2 separate regions of the Homo sapiens genome follow, and region 1 is linked to region 2. Evidence: chromatin loops called from intact Hi-C (ENCODE). Cell type or tissue: IMR-90. All regions are shown on one strand.

Region 1 (2,500 bases), 210 kb after region 2:
GTGTTACAGGCACTCACACCTCAATTAACCTAGGGGGCGTGGGGCTGCTGGTTTCTCTGCACAGATGTCAGGGTGAGAGACCCTCATGGCCAGAAGACTTAGATACCCTGAGACTCCTTCTGAAACTAAGGACCCGGGATCCCCACCCAGCCCTGGCCTAGGATCCTTTTCAGAGCTTCGGAGCCTCATGTCCAGGGTAGTCCGTGGACACGGGGCCACCTCTGGTGCACCCTGGGCTGCCTAGGCCGCCAAGCCCACCCTGGAGTGGCAGGAGCTCAGCCTGTGGCCAGCTCTGCACCCACAGCCACGACCTGGTGCCGAATTTTACTATCTGCCATTTACCATTCTGACGGGGAAAACAAATTTAAAACACCTGGAAATTTATGTCTCTGATGGGTCAGGTTGCACTGTTCCATTATATTAAATAATCCAGGCTGTGCGCTTCAAAGGCCGCCGGCCTCGGGAGGCCGCCAGGGCGCGGGGCCTTTGTTAGCGGTGGGGATGCGGGCAGCCCATGGCCCACCTGCGCCTGGGAGCGCCCCAGGGTGCTTGGGCCTGAAGGCCGGCGTTGGGGGAGAGGGTGGCCTTCAGAATCAGCCCCAGGCACTGGCATGTGCTCTTTCGGAGGCCTGCTTTCCCTTTCCCTGGACTGGGTATGACTCTCATCTGCACTGGCCTGGGTTCAGAAGGTGGAGGTTTCCTTTCTCACCCGGTCACTCACAGGCTCAGTGACGTGGGGCCCCAGTCTCCTCCTCTGTGTAACAGGACCTTAGTGGCAGGCAGCTCTGTTCGCGTGGCTGACGCCCCTCCCCAGCCCCATTCTGTGCCCCAGACTTACCAGGGGGGCTCAATTGGCTCTGTTCAAACTCTCAGAAGCTCTGAAGGTCAAGGTGAGCATGAAGGGTTGAGAAGATTGGAATTTGGAGGAATGATCAAACTGCTTAGACTTGGGTGGCTAGCGGGGTCAGTAGCAGAAGCTGGGAGAACGCTCAGGAGGCTCTTGCTAAGCAAAGCTCTCAAGGCCAGGCTGGCCAAGAGCAGCACTGGTTTTGGGCAAGAAGGAGTTCCGTACCCTGGGACCATCCGGCGAGTGACCCTCACCCAGCACTGACACTGCAGGGGATGTGGGAGGGCCAAGGGGCAGGGGTGAGGACTTGTGTCCCAGAAGCTGGGCAGGAAGGATAGGTGAGTTGTGCCTGGAGTCTGAAACCAACAGACTGGTTTAAGAACTCATATGAGGTCTTGGAAACTTCTAGAAAATGCTAGAGGATGGGATGGGAGTGGGCTCTGAGATGTTATCACCCTATGGTGAGGCCTGTGAAGCTTCTCAACGTTTGTGCTACATCTATAAGATGGAGATGAAGCTTCCTGCTCCCTCTGCCTCACAGCACTGCTGCAAGGACCAGAGCACACGTCTTCTGGAAGCACCTTGTAAACCTAAGATTCTGTAAATGAAGTCTTATTTTTGCAGTTGGGAAAAGGAAACCTGGAGGAGGCTGGGAACATGGCAAAGCCACAGCAGAAAGAGAAGACAGAGCTGGGTGTTCTCACTCCCAGCTCTGTGATGTCCAGCCCCCCATCCTGCCGGTCATCAGGGCTCCCGCCCCCTCCCCCATGTCGCCTCTAATCCTCTAAGTGTATCATGGATCCTTCCCCAGGTCACTGGTGACACCCTGCTCAGCCACAGCACCAGAGAGGAGAGAAAACACCACAACAGTCTTCATAGAACTAAAAGACTTCCTAGAGCGCGCTTGCCCTTTGTTTCTATAGCTGCTGCTACGTGGATAAGAGTCACTAGTTCAGCTCATATTCAGGACCAACAGAACACTTCCAAAGGTGGCTCACCTCAGAGACTGGGACTCCAGAGGTCAGCGTGCCTCTGTCTAGCTGTGCTTTCTAGTGAACACGTTACTTCACCTCCCCTGGGCTCAGTCTTGTCACTTTGGCAATGAGGGCATTTGGCGGCATTCTCTGAAGCCACCCTACCCCCTTCAATGGTCTGGAACCTTAGCAGCACATTTGAATCATCTGAGGAGCTTTTTTAAAATACCACGGCCTGGGCTCTGCCCCGAGAGGTTCTGATCTAATTGGTCTGGGATAGAACCTCAGGTGGTTCTCATGTGCGGGCAAGCTGGAGGACCCCTACACTAGTTGTTATGAGGATTTTATTCAGCAAACATCAAACCCCACATGGAGTGGTCCAGGGGCCAGAACCTAGACATTCAAGAGGGAGTTCCTGTGAGTTTAACTTCCTCTCCTGGAATAAAAATTTTAAGAACTCAAAAAGCACAAAAGTTGATTTTTGGGGGGGGTCTCTTTTCAAATTATGACCCTAAAGTTAGGCCGCCATCAGTCATATATAGGTCAGAAGGGGGCCCAGTCCTGACTTGGATGTTAGATGAGTTTATTGGCCACAGAGAGACTAAATCTTAAAGGACCCCCTTGGCAGAAGGAATCAGCAGCCAGCGTGGCCACTCGACTGCCTGACCCAGACCCCCAA
Region 2 (2,500 bases):
AGAAAGTGGCCAGGACGAGGGCCTATCAGGCTGGACATTCCAGTTGGAATTTTTGGTTGGGAGCAGCTGCATGGATGGGAATTCCAGAAGTTTAATCTAGTGTCAGCCTGGCCTTCTGGGACATCACTGACTTGTGCTCAGTCCGAGTGAGGGAATATCCCTTCTCATTAAGATGGAGACCTTGAGGTGAAGGAATACCAGAACTGGAATAATTGGAAGACATACCATTTTTCTGATAATGTCATTTGTCAGACATAGATCAAGGATAACAGAGTCTCTCCCCTGGCCTCCCTGCCTCCATCAGCAGGAGTAAAGAGGGGGTCCCAGTGTTCTGGGTGCTCATGCAACACACTCCCACCCCAACATGCCCAGGCTTATGACCACAGTCTGCCTTGCAGACCATCAAAGCTTATTTCATCAAGCCCCTTACTCTGCTTATGTCCATCACACCAAGAAGCCCAGGGCTCCCAGATCATCCTTTACCCCTTAACTCTCACCTCCAGACAACTCCATGAGGACCCTAGTCTTCATCTCGTGATCCATGGTCCATCTCATGGTCCATCAGAGGTAGAATACTTCCATCCACCGCCTCCCCTGAATGCTCCCTCTGCCTTCTTGCTGTAACCGGATGCCGGCTTTCCAGCAAGGACACTGCTTCCTCTATAGCCCTTCCAAGTGGAGGATGTTTCCTCTCCTCCATCCCTCATGCCACTAAGTCTGAGGCTGGGGTAGGGTCTTCTCTGATACCTCAGTGCTGCTTGGGGACCATAGTCCATCCACCCTCTGCAAAAAGCCTGCTTTGAAGCAAATGCCATCAGCCTACAATCCTGCAATAGCTTCCCTTACAGTTATCTACTGAACCCTGGCTCACTGCACTGCTTTCCACGCTCTTCTGTTATATTTCTTGGTGGCTTCAGTAGTCATGATGACACTGCTTCCAACATTTGGACTTTTCTGTTTCTTGACCCATCTCTCCTCCAATGACCTTGTCCTCCCAGCTATCACAGACACTCATACCTTATAACCATCCATGACCAATGACTGCAACACTCTCACAATGTTAATTTCATCTTCCCACTCTAAAATCACCCCTGCTGTCTTATAGCTCAACCCTCTAGTACCTGGCCCAAACAGTTCTTTGACTCAAGTTGTCATGAACAGTTGTGCATTTTGTGTATTGCACAAAAGTCCTTGGCCAAGGGACAAGTAGGCCCTGAAACCCACCTCAAGTTCTAGGAATGACACTGTGTTCTCTGCCTGGCTCATGGCTTCATCCACCCAAAGGAAGAGGCAGCTTTTTCTTTGCATAACTGCAGGACTGCGTCACCTAGAGGGGAAGCATTTATCTATTTCACTCAAGACACTCTGTGGACTAGTGCCAGCTCTGACTTGGCCCCACTGGGACCTATGATTCATTGCTTTCATTACCATTCCAATCTCCTCATCCCCCTCATGCCCTTTCCTCCTTTTCCAGCTGACATTTAGTGTTCCATGATTAGAATCTCTCCTTTGCATACACTTTCAAACTCCCTGGCTCCTTCCTCCCTTCTTTGGCAAAATTGTTGTTCCTTTTAAAATGTAACATTCTGTCTACTTCATGCCTGCACCCATGCAGTGGAATACAGCTGGAGGAAAACAGACACATTTTACATTCCCATTCACGGCGGCTAACTTTAAGTGGACCCTTACTTCTGCCTGGTAAGCCTCGTCTAGCTACTCTTTTGCTCTCTCAGACACCAATCTGTTGGGATACCCAGTAAGAGCCCACTTCTTATTTATCCGAGAGAATACAAGCAGTCAGAAGAGAACTTCCACATTCTCCCAGCACCATCGTCACCCATGTATCTGCACCTGTACCTCACACGCTGCCTTCCCCCCATTACCGTAGATGAACTGTCCCTGCTCTTATCCAAAACCAACCCCTCCACTTATATATTAGATATCATCCCTTTTTCGTATGCAAGGCCTTTGCTCCACTAATAATCTCTCCTCTCTCCTGCATCATCATCACTTTTTCCTCTCTCTACTGGATCGTTTAGATCAACATATCAACAAGTTGTAATACCTCTTCTATTTTGAAAAATTCTTTCTTGACTCTGTGACCCCTCCAGCTACTACACCACTTATCTGCTCCATTTTATAGCAAATCTCCTCTCAAGAATGGGTTATCCCTGCTGCCTCTTCTCCCATCCCCTCCTGAACTCACTCCAGCCAGGCTATTGTCCTCATCACTCCACCAAAACTTTTCTTGTCCAAGGTTATCAATGAATCTCATGTTGCTAAATCCATTGGTCAATTTTCAGTCCTCATCTTACTTGACCCAGCAGCTTTTGACACAGCTGATCACTCCATCCTTCTTTACTTGGCTTCTAGGACTCCACTTGGTTTCCTTTTACTATGTTGGTCACGCCCTCGCAGACCCTGTGCTGGTTTTTCTATGTCTCCTCAAGCTCTGAGCTGTGACACAACCCTGGAAAGTTCTTGGACCTCTTCTCTATCC

The links. Peaks named below come from ENCODE experiments on the same cell type or tissue, not always from the same donor. Only the 100,000 strongest peaks of a DNase experiment are listed, where the experiment ranks them.
Region 1: it touches region 2 in a loop (2.2-fold over the local background); 1 of 110 quality-filtered maps calls a loop at or near these places.

What each region holds. Positions count from the first base shown.
Region 1 is chr2:45,333,952-45,336,451 of GRCh38, forward strand. No RefSeq gene overlaps it. Among named protein-coding and RNA genes, the nearest start is that of LINC01121, 80 kb to the left of the region's middle. In IMR-90, no CTCF peak of the experiment used is centred here; no DNase peak of the experiment used is centred here; H3K27me3 peaks cover 327 bases.
Region 2 is chr2:45,127,470-45,129,969 of GRCh38, forward strand. The region is part of intron 1 of LOC107985809 (a long non-coding RNA gene); the gene reads right to left. Among named protein-coding and RNA genes, the nearest start is that of SIX2, 120 kb to the left of the region's middle. In IMR-90, no CTCF peak of the experiment used is centred here; a DNase peak (open chromatin) is centred at 1,352.